Regions from separate parts of the Homo sapiens genome. Here region 2 is linked to region 1. The links are chromatin loops, found by intact Hi-C in ENCODE. Cell type or tissue: breast epithelium. All regions are shown on one strand. Each heading gives the region's core, and the rest is flanking DNA. Links, peaks and the distances in the headings are about the cores only.

What was found. Peaks named below come from ENCODE experiments on the same cell type or tissue, not always from the same donor. Only the 100,000 strongest peaks of a DNase experiment are listed, where the experiment ranks them.
Region 2: it touches region 1 in a loop (6-fold over the local background); 2 of 110 quality-filtered maps call a loop at or near these places.

The regions. Positions count from the first base shown.
Region 1 is chr2:173,827,186-173,837,958 of GRCh38, reverse strand. No RefSeq gene overlaps it. Among named protein-coding and RNA genes, the nearest start is that of SP3, 130 kb to the left of the region's middle. In breast epithelium, for the core only: no CTCF peak of the experiment used is centred there; a DNase peak (open chromatin) is centred at 6,338; H3K27ac peaks cover 3,767 bases.
Region 2 is chr2:174,027,266-174,038,038 of GRCh38, reverse strand. No RefSeq gene overlaps it. Among named protein-coding and RNA genes, the nearest start is that of LINC01960, 7.4 kb to the right of the region's middle. RefSeq lists enhancers at 1-374, 375-875. In breast epithelium, for the core only: no CTCF peak of the experiment used is centred there; no DNase peak of the experiment used is centred there; H3K4me3 peaks cover 582 bases; H3K27ac peaks cover 827 bases.

The sequences.
Region 1 (10,773 bases), core at 1,863-9,862:
TAGGCCACTGAGCCACCTTCTCATTTTTACTTTGGTTTCCCAGCTGTTTCAAATTCAGGCAGGAGGAGACCTGGATGGGTGACAGTATTCCAATCACTGGAAAAGATTGTGCCTCATTATAAATAAACACGCAGCCTGGTTTACAGTGCTAACACTGTGATCACCACCCAATACAACGAGGACCAAATCCTAGGACAGCAATGCTCACACCCTGTCTCTGTTAGTGAAGTAGGCAAACGGCCTCTACAGACTCATCTACTGCCCTACCACTTAACGTAGTTAACTCTGAAACAGCTTGAAAAGGCCTTTCTGAAGAAGGGACATTTAAGCTGAGGCCTGAAGGATAAAAAGGAGAAGTCATGAAGGTGTGAGGTGTTCTTGTACAGGGAACGGCATGTGTGAGGGCTTAGAAGCAAGAATGAGTTTTGCATGTTTAAAGAACTGAAAGAAGGCCAGATGGCTGAACATAGGGAGGGAAGGAGAGGGGCACAAAGCGAGAACATGGAAGTAAACTCAGAGGCTTACTCCATGGCTAACAAACACACTTAACCCATCCAGACGGACCTGTTGGTTTTCTCCCCCAAGCATGGCCCATCTTGGTGAGTGGCACCACCATCCACAAATCTAGTGGTTATATTTGATTCTTCTCTTTCTCTCACCTCCACATCTACTCCTTTGGTTATTCCTGTTGGTTCTACTCCCAAGATACATCCTTCTCGCCGTCTTCAACCATTCACCGCCCGGGCCGCCATCTTATCTCAGATCTTCTCTCTTAGGCGTCAGCTTTCTCCTGGCCCCGAATGAGCCTGGCTGGTTTCCTTGCAAGGCCTTCACCATTCTTCCTCTAAGTCTTCCCACAACTGACCCTTCCTCATCACTCAGGTCTCAATTCTCACCTCCTCTGAGAAGGCTTTTTACACACACCTTCAACTCCACTTGTTCTTGCAATATTAACCTATTTTATTCTTCATAGTGCTTCTCAGAAATGGAAATCATGTTATTTCTGTACAAGCTCACAGTCTGTCTCTCACTTGGGAGTGTTAGTTGCTTGAGGACAGACCCTCTTTCTCGTTTGGCCCTGGTGGGTGCTGTTCTCTTCCTTTCAGATCTTATTAAACACCCAACCCAGGGGGGACTGGAGCTCCGAGGAGAGCCAACCCCTGCCAGCCAGGGACAGAACAGGAAGAGTGGGAGGCCTGGGAGGCAGGAGACCCCAGATGGTCGTGGCAGTCTCTGTAAACTTGGACAATGACCTCCTTAGGCCTCACATTTCTCCTCTGTAAAATGAGTTTGAACTTGAGGACTTCAAAGTGTGAAGATTCTGTAATTGTGAACATCAGCTTGAATGAAAAGATTTGTCTGAAGAATTTGAAACTATTTTTTCATTTTGTTTTTGTCTTTTTTTTTGAAACTGTTTGTTCAAAAACCCTTGGATTGAGTTGCTTTTTGTTTGTTTGTGCCTGTGGCTATTGTAAAAGAAAAAGCACAGAAGAATATTTTCCCAGGCTGCTAAATAAAGGCTTTCCTGATGAGCCTGCCCCTTGGAAAAACTCAAAAACTGGGAGATTCTGAATTTGAGTTCCTGCCCAATGGAAGACCTGCATATACAGGATATATGTCTTTCCTAAAGTCAGTTTTTTAAATTTAGAAAACAATTTTCACATTTTATAAATATACTTGTCCCCAGCACTTCCAGTTATCTTCATGGTAAATGATGCTGGTGTTTATATTTTATTCCACTAGAACTCAGAAGACTAATGGAAGGACAAGCTATAATTTGTATTTTAAGCAGCAACTTCAGTGGAAACCTCACTGTCTCTGGCTCTTCTAACCTCTCCAGGAGAGAAAAAAATGGTTAATATGCTCTGTTGAATATTTATAGTCATCCTTTCCCCCCTGACATAATTAAAATTTATCTGTCTCTCCATTCAACAAGTATTTACGGACAGCCTACTGTATATGAGCCCTTATGTTAAGTGCTGGGGCCTGCTCTCCTGGGAGGTGGAGGTGACACAAGGCCATCAAGAAATCCTGTAATTCCTATAGTGCCGTGGAGGAGAGGAGGGAAAGGAGTGAAGAGTGATGGGAGTAGGAGGCCCTGCTGTCACTAAGTGGCAAGGAAGACCTCTTGCTGGAGATCCAATAATGCAGTGGCCCAGGCAGAGGGACAGCAAGTGGAAAGGACTGGAAGCTGGCTTGCTTCTTGAGAAACAGCAAGGGGGTCAAGGGGTTGGAGGATAGACAGTGAATGAATCTTTCTGCAGTAGAATTGAGAAAAGGTGTCTTTATGTAGGGCAGCCATATGGGGTAACACATGGTAATAAAAATGACAGTAACAGTAGCTGATACCAACTAGAGAACGTGTGTTATATTCTCTAATGGTTTTTTTTTTTTTTTTTTTTTTTGAGACGGAGTCTCACTCTATTGCCAGGCTGGAGTGCAGTGGTGTGATCTCAGCTCACTGCAACCTCTGCTTCCTGGCTTCAAGTGATTCTCTAGCCTCAGCCTCCTGAGTATCTGGGACTACAGGCGTGTGCCACCATGCCCAGCTAATTTTTGTATTTTTAGTAGAGATGGGGTTTCACCATGTTTGCCAGGATGGCCTTGATCTCTTGACCTTGTGATCCACCTGCCTTGGCCTCCCAAAGTGCTGGGATTATAGGTGTAGCCACCACACCTGGCTGGTTTTTTCTTTAAAGAAAAATAGTATCTTGTTCTTGGTTCATGGCTACATTATCTTCTATATTCCTGAAGATTAAATTTTTTTTTGGTCCCTGGTTTGTTTCTAGCCCTTTCATTCCTTTATTCCCACTTCCTTGTTTTGTTCTCTGTTGTTTATGCTGCAGGTCGCATATTCCTGAAGGTTTCTGGTGATCCTTGGTTCTCCATTCATAGTCAAAGGCGAGGCACTAGAAAGCTGATCGGAGGCTCTGAGTGAGTGCACAGGCTTGACAGCTGGTTCTTTTTCCCTCCTATTGTAGCAATTGAATGGCTAGCTGGCTTTTTTGTTGGGGGATACCCAAATATGGGATGTTTCTTTGAAGTTGTTCAGTTTCTCTAAAAATGAGTCTTTGGTCTTTTGTTGGGGTGGGATTGGGTTTGGAGGAAGCACTATAGCCCGGCTGTCAGCCTCTCAGGGCAGGGCCGGGGAATGGCCCTGGGTCTGCCATTCAGCATGAAGCCGTTCACATGATGCCCCGTGTTGGCCCTAAAGCTGGCTCTCTCCTCCTTCATGCCTCTCTATGTTAATGTCTCTAGGGATTCTAGCTTTGATCATCTCAAGAGATGGGATAATGGTAGTTGGCGGCTGCTTGGGGTCAGGAGGGAATCTTGAGGTCCACTCCTGCCTCAGCCTTTCACTCAGCCCCCATTTTCATTCTGCTCCTGCTCCATGTCCTCCTAGGCCCTGGAGCCTCAGTCTCTACGTCTTTCTGGGCTTCTGAGGGAGCAACTCAGCTTGTTTCTCATTATCATATCTCTCTGAATAAACTCTGATGAGTCAGTTACTATTCCTCTATCCACTTCCTAGCTCCCTAAAATTTGCTGATACTTCTTGCCCATTATCTTCTTGTCTCTCATACAACTCCTGAGTTTATGTCTGTTTTATTTCTTTTAGAAGGGAAATGAGATAAGTGCCTGTGCTTAATCTGAGTATCTCACTGAGAATCTCTAAGTGCTAGCTTCAAGTATCTCCCTTATTTCTGATAGCAATTCTATGAGGTAGAGCCCTTTACAGGGGAGGCAGCTAAGGCAAGGAGAGAGATATGCCTAGCGTCTCACATCCAGGGAGGAAGAAGAGGGTCCATAGGCAGGGTTTTCTGACTTCAAAACTCAGGTACTTGAATTTTACACTAAATTGCCAGTTGCCTTTTGTTATGATAAAGTTCAGTTTGCTTTCAGCTTAGCCTAAGATCATATGTTCTTATACAGAAAATAATATGCTTCTTTTCTCAGGCAGAGTAATGGTCACAGAGCTTTGTTCATGGGTGTGGGAGAAATACAGTCAACCTCAAAAATTCTTTCTGGCCGGGTGCACTGGTTCACACCTGTAATCCCAGCACTTTGGGAGGCTCAGGTGGGAGGGTCGCTTCAGCTGAGGACCTTGAGACCAGCCGGGGCAACATGGCAAGACCCTGTCTCTAGAAAAAAAATTTCTATTGAACATGTAGCATTTTTTATATTAATCTATTTGAACCACATTATTAATATGGAGACATGTGAAAATGTGTATTTATTATTAAGAACGTTTTCTGGATAGAGTCAAGACAGAACTGTTTTTCCCAAGAAGGCAATTGCTGCCCTGGTGATGCTTTCTGCTTTGTCCAGAGTAAACACCTGGTGTTTGCTGATTGGTTGTTTTGTTTTGCCTGTGCATGAGTCTCGGTGTTTGCACACTAGCTTTTATAGATCCATCTTTGCTCAGTTTCTGGGAAGGCTTATCCAACTCTCATTGAGATTTCTACTTCTGATTCTAGCAATAGTTTATAAGAAAATTGGTCTCAAACAAGTCATTTGTAACAGAGAGAAATGGACAATGTGTGTGGTTTTTTAAAAATGTTTCTCTTGCATCATAGGTGTTTTGGGAATGTGAAATCACGTATGATCATCTACAAATCAATTTTAAATGACTAGTGTTTATTACACAAAAACAATCACTTCAGATGCGCAACATATTTTATATTTCATCTCATTTGGTCCTTGTCTTTATACCTCGTTCCAGATATTGGAATATAACTTTGGTATAAGTACTATTCTTTGTAAAACATTGTTTTTGACCTTTTCTAAATAAAGGGAAGGCCAAAAGGCTGACTTTGATGCATGTATAGGGGTGAGAGAACCTTCTCTTTTCCCTGTGGAAGTTTGATAATTGAGTCTGCTGAAATAAACTGAAAACACACAGATCAACAGGAGGAAAGGTATACAAATGTATTACATGCACGGGGACATCACAGGAAAGTGAGGACCCAAGAGCCCCATGAGATTCAGAAGCTTAAATACCCTTCTTCATAGGGCAGATGGAAAGGGGGGCTGTGGGCACTTTTAGAGGAAGAGCAAATGGTTTTTAGGGGAGATGACTGGGCCCAAAGAATAGATAGCAACCTGGGACAAAGTTTTTCTGGACTCCAGGCATGCTGTCAACTCTAATCTTCCTGACAGTTAATATTCCCTGTGTGACGAGATCATAGGGAGAGGGCTTAAGGGAATTGCATTCATCTGGGAGGAGCACCCCTTACGCAGATAAGGGAACCTCAGATAGAGGTTCTCCCTGTGCTTCGGGAGAGGCAGAGGGCCGGGAGATGAGGGCCAGAGAAGATTGGGAAGATCTTGGTTCTAAGGTTGCTTCTTTAGTTCAGAGTACTCTGTATTCAAAGCACCGTGCTCCATGTATTGCTTTCTGAGCCCCAGCAGTGGCTTAGGTACAGCAGGATAGTTTTCTGATGTCACTCCTCCTTTTTGTTTGGAATCTTCCTCATCTGGTGGGAGCAGCATCTTTTAATAATTGGTCCTGCAGCCCAGCCCTGCAAGGTGATCAATATTAGCAAAGACAAGCCTGTCTTGTCACTGTGCCCTGGAGGTCATGAGAGTCGGAGGCTGGCTCCTACTGCCTGCTGCGGGCATAGCCAGGGGGCTCTACCTAGCCCCTCAAAGGTCTTCAACCGTTATGTTCCACTAGCTGCAGTGGGGCCGCCTTCTCTCCCCACCTTTTCCTCAGTCTAGTTACCCTGGCTTCCATGTGGAGTAGGCGGATGGGCCTGAACAAGGACTCAGTCTCTGAAGTCCCTCCTGTTGAAGGGTCCGAGGGGGGTGGGTGTGTGCTCATCAAGTCCAGCTCTCCAGGCGCTGACAGGAGAATTTGCTGGAGTAGGCTCTGGGTGCTGGAGGGGGAGGGTCTTGGGTCTCACCTCACCTGGCAGTGTGGCCAGGGGGGACCCCATCCCCTGCAGCTCCCATTTCTTCCTCATCGCCCTTTGAGGGAGCATTGCCAGAGCCAGCTCCTGGGCCCCTCCCCTCACTTCCTACCAGGCCCCACTTCCACCTCCTCTTAGTCTTGAAGAGATACAGAAACCCTCCCCTTTTCCTTCATGTCTCCCTCAGAGGAACAGAGACCGAGAAAGGACAGAGACTCATCAGAGGCTGACTGTGCTGACTCACAGATGCTGGACGGGGGGAGAGTAAAGACTATTTAGAGCCTCCCACCTCCCTCCCGACCCCTGACCCTTGCTCAGTGTGCACATGGCCAGCTCACAGTGCTCTGCTATGTGAGGCCTCTGCAGACATTTCCAGGCCTGTGGGTGTCACTGAGGGGTCACATGGAGCCAGAGAACACTGCCCTCCCTCCAGATGCCCCTCGGTCCTCTCAGCAGCCTCAATAGGCTTCCCATGTATTTCTGCCTTCATTCTGTAAGCCCTTGGGAGTTGGCCTGTGTATCTCTGATTTCCAAATACTCCCTCTCGGCGCTGTCTTCAAAGCGGCTGCATCTTTTCCCATTGGCTCTACTTTGTTGCCTTCACTAAAATAAATGCACACTATCTTTCACTTTTAAGGGCTTTTTACTGTTAGTCTCTCTAGGGACTTGTTAACTTGTTGCACAAGTTACAAATATTTGGATAGGAACAGACTCAAGAAATAGCAGTTGAGCACTGTCCTGAATTTTAGCCTGAGATGCAAATGGGCCTGGACTTCTAATTCTCCTTTCTCTAAACCTTTCAGCCAGGTGGCATTGCAGCAGTTCCTCTGGGTTTTGCCTGTGTTGTTTGTTCTGTCCAGCCTTCTCTGGGTTGGATGCTTCTAAGGGATATAGGAAAAAAAAAAACCCCAAAAACCAAAGTGTTTTTTTCCTATTCTCCTCTCTTACACAGTCATTCAATACAACACTTCTGACAACAGATGTGTGGGCTTTCCCCTACACCCAGCAATTCTCCAGCAGACACCAGCTGCGTGTCCTCTAATTCAATTCAATTCCGACACTATCTACCTGCAGGCAGTGTTAGATCTCACAGGTTCACACAAGACGGGTGCAGTCTTCAGATGCACCAATTGCAAAGCCCCAGGTGTCCCCTATACAAATCGGAGCTCCCACTACCCCTTCCTTGGGTTCAATTAATTTGCTAGAGTGGCTCACAGAACTCAGGGAAACACTTTTCTTTCCATTTACCCATTTATTATAAAGGATGTTACAAAGAATGCAGATGGACAGCCAGATAAAGAGATGCATAGGGCGAGGTATGGGAGAAGGGGTGCAGAGCATCCCTGCCCTCCTAGGGCCCACCACCCTCCAGGAACCTCCATTTGTTCCACTATCTGGAAGGTCTCTGAACCCAGTCCAATAGGATTTTTGGAGGCTTCATTGCACAGGCAGGGTGGATATTATCACTGACCATTGGTGATCAGTTCAACCTTCAGCCCACTCCCCTCCCTGGTGGTGGGCTGGGGCTAGGGGGTGGGACTGAAATTTCCAACTCTCTAAACACATTGTTGGTTTATCTGGCAGCCAGTCCCCATCAGTCGTCTCGTTGGCATACAAAAGACACTCTGGAGATGAAGACCAAATATGTATTTCACAATATCACAGCACTGAACCAAGTTTCTTAGCTTCTGAGTACTTTTTGGTTACTGTGTCTTCCCAGATTGCATCATTTTTCTGGACAATCACTGGGCTCCCTGTGGAAAGCACTTCGTGTGGGCTCCCTGCAGGCGTCCTACCTGGATCTGGCCATGCCTTCATCTACTCCAGTGCCTGGTCCTCTTTTCTTAGTTGGTTAGTGTCTAAGTTAGTCAGGGGCAAGTTGCTCACCCTTGCTGCAATCTTAGGGGAACAAGGCCTGCTCCTTCCACGGTTGCTTTATACCTTTTTAGGCCCAGAGGGTGTTATGGATGATCATGATTATGCAGTGGTCTTGAAAGGCAGGTGAGGGAGCCTGATGGTTAAGCGAGCAGGCTCTGGAGTCTGATTGCTTGGCTCCAACACTTACCAGCTGTGTGACTTTCAGGAACTCCTTTAGCTCGTTTAAGTGGGGATAGTCATACATCTACTTATATGGTTGTCATAAAGATGAATTACAGGGCTCTCAGAACAGGGCTGGGCTAGGGGAAGGTGCTTGATCCATATGAGCTATGATTATCCTCACTTTAGAAATGGAGAAACTGAGGCCCAGGTCACTTACTTAAGGTCATTGAGCTGCAACATGGAGAAGCTTAGTTCCTAACCCGAGGCAGCCTAGCTCTGGAAACCTTTCCCTGAGCCATCTGCAGTACCAGCAGCTGCAAGCTTCATCACCTCCCCATGGTCACTGACAGCTGCCACACTGCCTTGTCAACCTAAAATGAGTGACACAGAGACGGACTCTCTGAAGCCAAGAGTCTATTTGGGAACAGGAGGGGATTGCAATATGGGATATACACGATGGTGAACCATAGGCACATCCAAAGGGGTTGGGGCAAGGGGAAGCTTAAAGACAAAGGGAAGTCCACATTAGCTGTTTTGAAAAGACAACAGCAACAACAACCATGGGTTACAGGGGCTTACTGCAGGCATTGGCAACAGCTGTGGCAGGCAAGTGTGCTGTGCAGGCGGCTTACCTAGAACATTGAGGTTTAGAGGAAGTCCTTGTGTCATTACCGTCATAGGCATATGTGCATGGGGATGCTCCTTCATGGCCTCTTGGCTCCATTTTGTCAGCATTGGACATTAGTGACTCCATTTTGTAATGCTGATGATTCTCACAACCCTCTGGCTTTTTTTGCTTCCCTCTGGCTCCCTCCTACCAGGATGAGGCTTTAGGGAGAGACACCCAGCTCACTGCATGCCCACGTAGTGCCCACTGAGCCGTCAAGTCGCCTAGGGACATCTTTTGCCCTCAGAGGAGTGCTCTTTAATAATATTAAATATCAAAAAGCTTAAAGCCCACAGAACAATAACGAAGACTATTTCCACTGAGGGACAGGTGGTTTTCTTGCACAGGCATGGGCAAACCAGTTCAGGTGCAAAGGAAAGTCATTCTGGGCTTTCATCCAAAACTCAAACCAAACACATAGGCACTGATTTATTTATTTCTAGGTTTAAAATTTTTCAGAAACAACATTCCAGTTTTCCAGAATCTTGATTGTTTGGGTTTTATCCAGGTTCCTAAGGACATGTTTCGAAACACCATAAGAAAGTCCGGGTTGTGGGGAGAGAGCACAGAGAGGAAGGAGCTGGGGCGGGGGAGCTTTTCTTTTTGATGGCAAGCAGGAAGGACAGAAGATCTTGCCAGATCTTGTCATATTTCTGGCCCCACTGTAAAGCCCAAGGTGGTTTGGCTAAACATCAGAATGTGGGGGTGTTTCCTTGAATTAAGCTTTATTTCATAGGAAACATATAGGAGAGATTCCATTTTCATGAATCTCAAAAGTGGTTTTTTTTTTTTTTTCTTTTTGGCTTGAGAGTTCTAGCATTTTACTAGAAAGGCAGTATGGAAACAAATAAGAGCAGTGACTCCAGAGACAGAAACCCTAGGCTCCTGTGCAGGGACTGGCCCTGAACTCCTTGGCATTTGGTTGCATTAACGAAGGTGGGTGGTGCGGAGGATGTGCGCTGTAAACTGGGTAGGGCAGCCACACCTAGAGTTGTAGGCTTCTTATTCTCTTATTATGGGGAGCCCATGTCAGGAACCAGAGTCAGATACAATTTAATAACTTGAATTTCCTCACTGATGCTTCATAGTGAGAAACCTTTTTAGAATAGAAACTGGGCCTTCTCCATTTTAAACATAGTTTTAGTCAAATAAATTTGATGAAAGCATAATTGCTACATTGGTCTTCTAAATGAGAGCCCGTCATCATAGGCAAAAATGTATTGTTTATTGCTTCTTTTCTTTTAGGAATGGGGTCTCACTCTGTTGCCCAAGGCAGAGTGCAGTAGCATGATCATAGCTCACTGCAGCCTCAAACTCCTGGGCTCAAGTGATCCTCCTGCGTCGACCTCCCAAAATGCTGGCATTCTAGGTGTGAGCTGTTGGATCTGGCCTGTTTATTGTTTTTTAAAAAACTTTTTGACACACTATGTATTCATATTTGCAAAATAGAATTAGGAAGAAGCTTTAAAAGTCATATCTAATACAGTGTTATTTTTTCATTTCTAAAAACTTTTTATTACAGAAATTTCAAACATATACATGAAAGTAGAGAGAGGAAAATGAGTCCTCATGTACCCCATTACCATTTTCAATTATAAATTCTTGGCCAATCTTATTTCCTCTATTCTCCCCCACACTTGTTCCTCCCACATTATTTTGAAGCAAATCCCAGATACTGCGTAATTTGATCCATAAGTATTTCAATATGTGTCTCTAAAAGATAAGAATCCTTTTCCCCCAACATTTTATTAAGAAAGATTTGAAGATACAGCAAAGTTGAAAGCTGTATGCCCAACCACCTAGATTCTGCTGCTAACAGTTTACTATACGTTGTCACCTCGTTATCCGTCTATCCATCCCTCCTTCTGTCAAGCCACCCTGTTTTGTTTTTGGTGCATTTGAAAGTAACTTGCAGACCTCTGTACACAACCCTGCAAACACTTCAACGTGCATCTTATCAGCGAGGGTTCAATATTTGCTTATAACTTTTCCCCATTGGATATAACATTTACATCTATGAAATACACAAGTCTGAACTACATATTTGCTGCATTTTCGCAAATGTAGTCCGAACTCCTATCAAGATATAGAATATTACCATCACCCTAGAAAGTTTCCTCAGGCCCCTTCTTAGTCAGTCCCCATCAACACCACCTG
Region 2 (10,773 bases), core at 1,208-9,207, 200 kb before region 1:
TCCCACATTCCCAGAGCCACTGCTCTGATACCTGGGTAGTGACAGCCCTATACCTTTCTCCCTGCTGCCCACGCTTCCTAAAAGGCGAGTGGCCCTGCCCCTGCTCTACTTCACCCCTTGCTTCCATTCACGCCCCACTTCTGGGACAGCCAATCCCTCTTGGTATTCTCCTGCCATTCTTGGACTAAATCAAAGCATCTTCCCCGCAGTACCCCGAGGTCCTGCCTTCCAGCCGGCAGACCTTGCTCTTCTCAGTAGCAGAGCCCAGCATGGAAGGGGAGGGAGTTCCTTAGGAATCTCTTAAGAAGACCTGAGGTCCACTGTGGATTCATGAGGCTCCTGAAGGCAGCAGGGGGTGTGAAGAGGGGCTGGGCAATAGCCAGAGGGAGCTTTCTGAAGATGGCTCAGGAGGAAGTGGAAAAGGGCCCCGCACAGGCAGATCTGGGGTCCCAGACAGCTCATGGGGAGCGTTGGGTAAAGGATTCTGGGGCTGCCCTAACACAAAGCGGTCAAGGCCTTGGAAGAGCTGGAGTGGAGATGCTCGCAGGCAGTGTGGTAACCCTACCCCTTCTTGCCTCTTATGCAGCCATATGCCTGTCCAAGGGTGAGCTGGTGGGCTGTGTAGGAAATTAAGAGGGGATCAAGCAAACCCAGGGAGACAGGACATCTGGCATTGCTGAGGGAACTGCCCACAGCCAATGTGGCCCTTCTCTTCCCATCAAAAGCTGTTGCCAGGTGTAGGTGGGCAGGGGCTGGCAATGGCTTGTACCTTGTATATTAGAAATTTATTGTGGTCTGTTCAGGTAACAATGTTTAGAGACCTTTCTTATGAAAGGTGCTATGTTCCCTGTGAGTCATTAAGACTATTTATTTATTTTTAATACCAAATGTCTAAATTCATCTACCCTCTAGGGATCATTTCATCTTGTACTGTGTGCTATCTCAGCAGAAAAAATGCTTTCCCCAAATGTGTCAGTTCTATTTTTAAAAAGGTTCAGTGACCTATTTCTGTAATTCTCACAGACACTGGAAGTACAGCAGAGACTATTTAGGCTCAGCTTTGTCACCAAAAAGTTACCCTGGCTTCCAGGTGTTGCCTAGAGAGATGCCATCTTGCTTTGCAATGGAGAAGCATAAATAAGAGGAGTACACCTGTCCCCCCTCATGGAGGGAATTCACCCCAAGACTCTCAGTGTTTGTCTGAAACTACAGATAGTACTGAACCCTACATAGGCTACGTTTTTTCCTGTATATACATACTTATGATAAAGCTTAATTAATAAATTAGACACAGTAAGAGATTAGCAACAATAACTAATAACAAGATAGAACAATTAAGTGAAGTAAGAGTTACTGGAACACAGGCATAGTGATACTGCCAAGAGGGCTACGGAGCAACCACGGGCAGGGAGCGTCTATGGCACCAAGATGCTGGACAAAGGGGTGAGTCACGTCCTGGCAGGACAGAGTGGGGCAGTATGGGATTTAATCATGCCACCCAGAACAGTATACAACTGAAAACTTAGGAATTGTTTATTTCTGGTGTTTCCATTTAATATTTTCAGACCAAGGCTGATCATGGGTAACTGAAACTATGGAAAGTGGAACTTTGGATGGGGGGACTACTACATTGTCAGGATAAGATCATGAGAGCAAAAAACGTACACACATAGACACACATACGACATGTTTCTCCAGTTTCAAACAATGTCATGATGACTACACTCCGCCTTTAGCCAAACTCGACATTGGGAAATAGCTTAAGAATCAACAGTTTCTGAGACAAAGAACTTAAAAAGACAATTTACAAAAGAGAAACTACAGCTCATCAACTAAGATGTGGCAAGCGGTTAGATCCACTAGTAATCCAGGAAATGAAAATTAGAGCAACGCCACTTTCCAAAACTAGCCCCTGGTGGGAGAAGTCAGAACAACGATGACCCTTGGGTGGAGTGGAGGAGGGGGAACGGGGCCACAATAGTGGCCTCTAGGGGTAAGGTTCTGTTTCTTAATCTGGGTGCTGATTACTCAGGGGTGTTCACTTTGTAAAAATTCACTCGTGATTTGTGTACTTTTCTGAACGCATGATAAACTTCACTACAAAGTTTACATTAAAAAATCAAGCTCACTTTTTACCTATTAAATTAGCAAAAACAATTTTTTTTTAGTAATACTAGCCAGTGTGGTTTAAGCCATCACAAAGCTAACATTTTTACATATTGCTAATCACAGTATACATTAATATAGTGCCCTTTGGGGAGGAATTTGGCAGTATGAATGTAAAACTCTTGAGAAGCGTTCATACTTGTTAATTCGATAACTTCACTTCTGAGACTCTGTCTTAAAGAAATAACCCTAAATGCCAAAAAATGGTTTATGTGCACATACGCATTGCAATATCATTTATAGTAACAAAAATTGACAACATCAAAACACTGAAAGTAATCTAAATGTCCAACTCTAGGGCAATGGTTAAATAAACTTTGACAAATTCACATGATGATATTTTATGCACTCATTACAATAAACTAAAGTGAGTAATGACAGAAGAAAACACAATATAGTAAGTAGGAAAAGCAGGATATGAAATTGTAGACATGACTACAGCTAAGATTAAAAAAAAAAAAAAAACCCTACACAGAGAAAATCCCCAGAAGATCTTAAAAAATGAGTAATACTAGTGTTTGGATAACAGGACTATGAGTGGGATATTTTCTTTAATTAACTTTCCTGTGTTTTCCAAATGTTATTTAATGAGCCCGTATTGCTTTGTTGAAAGAGGGAATGTTCAGAGTCATCCTTGTGTGTGACTCTTCTGTTTCAGAAGGTGCTGCCTATGGTTCTCCCAGGTCCCCCACGTCCCAGCAGTCTGTGCTTTGGTGCCTGATATCGCCATTCCAGGATGAATGGAGCCAGTGATATTTAGGAGCAAACTGATTATCTGTCTCCTTTCTGCAGGGCTGACTAAAAACTGTCAACCCTGAAGGCCCTACTGAAGCAAGGTGTAGGGAGTTCAGGATGGAGCTCTACATTCTGTGGTTTGTAAGGAAGACTCAGTTGGAAAGTCTTCTGCTGGGTCACTAGGTAACCGCAGTGCCTAGTTCATTCGTTCATCCTCCCCTGTCTGCTGGTTCTTTCGGTTCAGGGAGAAATGTTCAACTCTGCTTCCTTCTCTAGACATCACCTTCACTCTCCTTTCCTTCCAGCCAAAGAACTTGAAAGGCAAGTCTTTGATACACTTCTTCTACATCTATCGTTTGCCTACCCCCCAACCTGCACCCCATTGCTGTGTTCTGGCTCATACGGGACTTGGTGGGGAGTGGTACCCGGCTTGGGGAGAGGGATGCTGGTGAGTTTTCAGCTCTCATCCTCATCCCTGCTCTACTTGGGTGCCTTTGAATACTCCCACAAACCTCAGTTGGAGCCCTGCTAATTTAGCTTCAATTTGCCAAATGGACCTCCAGTGCCATTGTGGCAGCCCCTCACAATGATGGCTCTGCCACCCTCCTTCCGGCATCCCAGAGGCATCCAGGACCCAACCCTGTCCAGGTCTCCCCTTCCTTCTCTAGTTGCTGCTCCTCCACAGACTCTCTTAAAATAGTGAGTGTTCCCTCAGAATCATCTCTTGTCTCTGTACACTTTAACCTTTACTTGTATTCCCAAGACTTCGGGCACCTCCTACTTCCTCCCATCTCCCAGATTGAGTGGCTCAGAGTATGGGCAGAGTGCCCCCACCTACATCTGCGTGTAGCCTTGGGCGAGTTCCTTCACCTCCCTGCAGCTCAGTCTCATCTGGAGATAATGTGGAGATGGTAGCAGCACCTACCCCAAAGGGATGTTGAGAGGACAAAGTGCAGGGGCTGGCCCTTCCTAAGCCAAGAGCATCTGCTCATCCCCAGACCCATCCATCTAAAGTCCCCTGGATGTCTCCATTTGGGGGTCCTTCAGGCAAACTGATTGCCTGTCTTGGAGTTAATGTGCCCCACCCCAAATTAACCATTTCTCTTCCCTCCATTTGTTTCTCCTTCATTGTGTCTTTGGGGAATGGGCCCACCAGCCACTCAGACTCTGAGTCACTCGAAGTCCTCTCTGCACAACTCTGATCTTTCACTAAGTCTTATCCTAAATGTCTCTCTCCTAAATGTCTCTTTAATACCAACTGTCCTGCCTGTCCTCTCCATCCTGGTGGACACAGGCTTGGTTCTGATGGCCCAGTTACCCAGTAACCTCCCTAAGCTCATCACCAGGACTACAAACTTGCCAAGGTCCTACTAAAAGACTTGAAACCCGGAAGCAAGGGGTGGTGTGGGGGTGTGGTAGCTCCAAAATACAAGAAGAAAAGTGCAAAATTAAAATTAACAAATATTTCAATGGCTCCAAAATGTAAATTATGTCAGCTCCCTTGTTAACTTTTGATTTCATAGAAATTTCAGTACATTTGACAGCAATTTGTAGGTTAGGTTTTTCTCCTATACAAGAGTTTCTGACTATTCATGGCCTTGAGAGAAGGCATAGCCAATATATATTAAATTAGCAGGGGTTAGGGGCGTTGTAGTCAGATAACTTTAAAAAGCAAAGTTATCAGAGATCTCTCAGAAACAGCAATACAGAATAACTATGCTTGATGTGGGACAGGCATGCAATTTAATGCCTATTCTATGGTGGGGCGTGGTCTCCACAAGTAAGAGTGCCTGGGGCCCAGAGAGATCTGCAATCCACCTGTCCTTATTTCTTTCCTGAGGCAATAAGCAACCTCCAAAATAAGAATGTATTCAAGGCCATTCCTGTTGACTTCTTGCCTGGGTTCCTCAAGCCCTCTTAGAGAAGTCCCCTGAACCCCTAGGCCAGGTAGGCCCCTCTGCTACCACTCACCTAAGGCCTATGTTTCCTTTTGTCAAGCCACCTTCTTCTTTGAATTGTAATTACTGCCTCTGTCTGTTGCCCTGGGAGATCCCTGAGGGTAGGGACCACATCCCAGGGATCTTTGTTTAACTTTACAGACATTCCAGAGTGTTGATGATTAAAAGAATGAAAGACAGGCTGGGAGGGAGCGGGGGTAATGATATACAGGGATTAGGAAGAGGAGGCGAGGGTGAGGTAGAGATGAAATCAGCCTAGACAGACTTGGATTGAGTGCTACTCGGCACGAAGTGGATCCACCAGTCTGGAACTTAGGCTAGGGGCTGGGATAGAGAAAATGGGGGTGGTGGCCACTAGTATAAATGGGGGTGGTTGAAGCCCTGGCTGTGGCTGTGAAGAGGCCAGGTAGGAAGTGTGGGCAGGGAGAGAAGCCAGAGTTCTGGGAAACCTCGCTGCTGCTTATGGGATGGGCAGAAACGTGGGAGGGAGCAGGGACTGCAAGCACAAGCAGCAAGAGAAGAAGGCACAGTGGCTCACGCCTGTAATCCTGCCACTTTGGGAGGCCGAAGCGGGCGGATCACGAGGTCAGGAGTTCGAGACCAGCCTGGCCAACATGGTGAAACCCCGTCTCTACTAAAATACAAAAAATTACCCGGGTGTGGTGGCAGGCGCTTGTAGTCCCAGCTACTTAGGAGGGTGAGGCAGGAGAATCGCTTGAACCCGGGAGGTGGAGGTTGCAGTGAGCCGAGATTGCGCCACTGCACTCCAGCCTGGGTGACAGAGCAAGACTCTGTCTCAAAAAAAAAAAAAAAAGAGGAAGACGGCTGCAACAGGAGGCCTGAAACCCTGGAGTCAGAGTCAGAGTGACAACCCAATCGCTCTTTGCGGTTGACGGTGGGCCAGGCCCTACGCCCAGTGCTTTGCATGGAGTGAGCCACAGAAGGATGTTAAGATAAACCCCATTTTATGGATAGGTGAATCAAGGCCCAAACTGGCTGAGTAACTCACCCAAGGTCACACAGGGAGGAAGTGAAAGAGCAGAGACTCAGCTCCATACTCCACATTAAGGCAAGATGACCTGCACGTAATGACCATCACCCTGTCCAGGGAGATGGATATTAGAAAGCTTTGATGAAGTCTCAGTGATGAGGGCGGAAGACAAGCCGCACGGCAATGGGTGAGTCAGCAGGAGGGAGGAACTGAGCCAGGAGGAGCTGTTTCAAGGAGCAGAGGGGTGTTGTCTATTTCCCAAGTGTAGTTGGCATTTTTTCCCGCATCAAGAGGCAATAGCCAGGTAATACTATTATAAATTTGATGTTTAAAAAACTTACCTTTGAACACAGCAATAAAAACCTAAGCACTTCTCCATTACTCTTCTAATTTCTCTGCCTTAATGCCACAACAAACATTGGAGGCCTTTCCCTTCAGTGTCAACCTTATGGATCTTCTTATATCTTCTTTGTCCACAGGCATCTTTTGCAGAGACCTGCTGCCTGCAGAAAAGTGAGGAGGAGGGAGAGAAGGAGGGGTGCTCCATCCCTCTTAAGGACAGGGCAACTCTGTGTGGACAGAGGACATCCTTACTCTAGGTGTTCCCTCTGCCCAGAACTCTCCTCCCCCAGGCATCTGCTCAGCTGGCTTCTCACCTCCCTAGAGTCTTCCACCTCAGTGAGATGGGCCCGTCCATGTTTATTAATACTGCAACCGGCCTCTGCCCCCAATGCCCAAGCTCCTGGTCTCCCTTTCCCTCCTCTGTTTTGTTCTTTTTTCCATAGCAACCTCAGCTACTAAGTCATCCTGCTGATGTACTGCGTTTAGCATTTAGTATCAGAGTCCCTCCTTCTGCAATACTGCAAGCTCCCCAAAGGCAGGCAGCTTTATCTGTTTTGTCCTCTGTCCTATCCCAGGTGCCCAGAGCAGTTCTGGGCACTTAGTAGGCTCTCAATTCATATTTCTGGAATAAATAAAAGGAGTGATCTCAGCGGGCTGTGACTCCATCTTAAGGAAGATGGGTGGCCTTTCCATGGGAGAGGGAAAGGGGGAAGGCGTTTCAGGTAGGGGAGCAACATGAGTGGGTGCTTGAAGACAGGAACAAGTAAGTCACTCTGTGGGCAGTGAACAGAAGATTCATTTGGTGGTGCTCAGGATGTAGGCATCGAATACCAGGATGGAGAGTGTGGATTTTCATTTGTAGGCAATGGGAGGGAAGAGGAGGGCTATTGAAAGATTTCGAGCAGGGAAGAGACTCCATGCGAGTGATATTTGGAGAAGATTAAGTTGGAGGTGGGGAATCCATTGGGTGGAAGTGTCCTTCTGGGATGTATTCCTCAATCCTCATCCCCTCCTCCCCTTCCTCGTGAGAACTCCAGCTCACTCTGGGTGTTTCCTGTGACCTCTTTCTCTGTGCTCTCCCTGCTCCAAGTTAAGCCAGAATCAGGGTCTGCAGGTGTGCTGTGCACCTTAGATTTGAAGGGAATTTGTACGTTTTCATTCTCTGGGTAAAGTCAGGGTAGGCATCATCCATGGCCTCTGGTTAGAAATGGCATTCAGCACTCGGAATGCTTCCTCTTGCTTCTCTATCTTCAAATTTGTGCAGTGGCAACACTGAAATTCCAAAGGAGTAAAAAGTACGAAGACCTTTGCCTGGTACATCAAGAATGTGGACAAATTTAGAACTGGAGTCTTGTGTTACAATTGCAAGTCAAACTCCAAGAGGGGGTAACCAGCCCATTAGCGCAGGAACCTGGAAACTGACTTTTCTGCTATCTCTCCAAACACACACACACATACATGCGTGCACACTCTCACATACACACATTCATTGGGCCCTTGAAAGATCAAGGCCAACTGCAAAGCACCCATTCCCCAAGACTCCTAATTTATATTGGGAACTAGCTATAAAGCTCCCCTTGGCCCCCAATCTTCCCTTGCAATGATAAAGAGCATGTCACATCACACTAAATGTGACACTTAATCAAAACCCATCTTCTTTAACAAACCCTTAACCTCCAGCACACGAGAGTCACCAAGGCCAAGGGACGAGACGGGGAGCCGACTCAGGTGGCACATGCTTTGATTAAGATGATACAGATTTCCTTTTATTTCACTTTTATCAGAGTTGTAAAATTCCGAATCTGTCCCCTTTTTGATTTGACAACAGCACATTTCAATAGAGGTTGACACCAAAAAAAAGACCACGACTTGTTCTCTCTTCAACCGGGAGTAGGCGATAATTTCTCTGAATCCTCTTCAGTAATGATCGTCAGAGCTTCTGATCTTCCCATAAGCAAGTTTTGCAAGGAACATGGTTAAACTGAAGCACAAACCTGGCTGGCATCTGGTCCCTTTCTTAACTGGTATCTAAATACCCTTAATCTATAGGCCCTGAAAAAGACCTCCCCTTCTCTGCCTCCTACCTTGGGTCTTTATTTCTGAGACTTAAATCCTCAAGTGAATTCTTTTGCCAGATTTCTGGGGCAGGAAATTTACTTGCCTGCCACACAGTTACTTTAGGCCTTCTAGGGGCTCCGGCAATTGTCCATTTCTATCGCATGGGCCATCACTTTCCTCATGACCTATTTAGGACTTTGTTTCTAAATTATTTAATCATTGGCTAAATTAGATAATTTACTACAGAGTTATTGAATCCTAGTTATGAATGAGATACTTGTAATAGGAGGGAAGACTTATTTCTGGTTTCAGAAACTTTTGGTCTTGAAATAAAATACAGTAATGGTAATACAAGGTAGAATGGGACAAGTGTCTACAAAAACTCCAAAGCATAGGCAGTTGATGCTTTCAGTAAGTATTGAGCATCTACTGTGAGCCAGCCCCTGTTCTAGACACTGGGATACAGCAATGTACAGAATGGACAATGTTCCTGCCTGCAAGGTACTTACATTCTGTGTGGGGCTGGACAACATTTTCAACTTCTATATATTTGGCTTATGAACAACCCACACTTTCAAACTTTGTACTTTACCCCTCTTCAATCACCTTCTGCAGGTTGAATTTGGACTTTCGAGTGCCCATGGACAAGCAAAACTTCTCAGTTGTCTCGTGACGGCACACCAGTGGGACTATGCTCAGTTTCTGCAGTGTCAGCCCTCTGTCTGTTCTGTGGTGTCAATAGCCTTATTGCTCACCAAAAAACGAGCAGAAATTTTAAAACTGAAAGTGTGGATGCTATTGGCAAGACTTGTAGTTCTTGTTAACTTCTTACAATTGAGACGAAGATAGAAATCATTAGGAAGGAAAAAGAGCAAAATTAGACAGCCCATTTAAAATACTGTAAGGATATTAAATATTGAGCCAAACAGATAAAGTATAATTAGGATTTTTAAAAATGGTTTTTCATTTATGAAAGAGCAGTCTTTTCTTATGACATATTGGCAATCACTCCATTAGATTCTCAGCAACAGCATTCTTTACCTCTATGCGTGAGGCCTTCCTTTCCATGCCGGAGGGCTGGGTGCTGTGGTCAGTACCAAGAAAGGGCCAAGACATGGCCCAGTCCATCAGGAACTTACCTGTTACTCATGGACATAAAGGAAAATAGAATAGCTGGCATATTTCAATGCAGGGGGGGAAAAGGCGTTTTCTAAAAAAAAAAAAAAAAAAAAAAAAGCCTATGTTACCGGCCAGAAAGAGGAGATAAGAAAACTGCAAAGAAGCTCATCCTTCCTAGGATCAGGATAAGCCTAAAGGTCACAGACCAACCTAGAATGGGGAGATGAAAGTTGGTGCCAGGGCCAGGCCCTGCTTTAACTCTTCTAACAGGAGGCCTCTCCATTGCCCCTGATGGACAGTCTTTATCCTGCCCTTCTCTGTACCTGGTGTTTAGCAAGGGGACTGGCATAGGATTATTCCTGTATTCAAGTCCTGAAAAAGTCAGGGCAGGATGACAACGGCACACTGATGGGACAGTGTAGAAATGTGAGGGGTGAGGGCAGCAGGAGCAATCCAAAGCTGTGATAACAGGAACTTTACTGAGTCCTGACTCCGTGGCATATGGTCTGTGTCCTACTTTCCTTCACACAGGCCCCTGAACCGCTCCTGCAGCAATGCAGCCTGTGCAGGAGGAAGCCACAGCCCTAACAGCTGCTGAGATCTGGGATTCTGTGAGAAGCTCCCTTCCCATTTCTTGCCAGGCAGAGGGGGCTCAGGGTGGAACTGCAACCCCTGGTCAAAGTTTGTAGGATTAGCTGACAAGTAGGGTAAAAAAAAAAAATACATACATACATAGATAAATAAGTAGATATTAACAAAAAATGTTTAAGCTTCCAGGAGTCATTGTTGACTGCCCTTGCTTGTCACTTTCCTGCTATACCTGAGAGCTGACACCTGGGAGGATTAAGGACCAAAATACAGAATCGAGTAATCAATGTGTAAATTTACACGTGCATAAACAGGTGCATAGGTGTGTATTTGGTTCTCCTCTGTGAGTTTTTGTGATAAAATTGTCCATATTTTATTTATTTATTTACTACTCCTTGCACAGCCGGGCTACCCCATAGGCAATGCACCCAGAGGAGCCTATATTTTAAACTCTTTATTATAAAAAAATGTTCAACGTGCATGAAAGTGGAGGGAATAGGCTGGGTGCAGTGACTCACACCTGTAATCCCAGCACTTTGGGAGGCAGAGATGGGTGGATCACCTGAGGTCAGGAGTTCAAGACCAGCCTGGCCAACATGGTGAAACCCTGTCTCTACTAAAAATACAAAAATTAGCCAGGCGTGGTGGCGGGCGCCTGTAGTCCCAGCTACTCGGGAGCATGAGGCAGGAGAATCGCTTGAACACAGGAGGCGGAGGTTGCAGTGAGCTGAGATTGCACCACTGCACTCCAGCCTGGGTGACAGAGTGAAACTCTGTCCCCCCCAAAAAAAAAAAAAAGTGGAGAGAATAGTATAA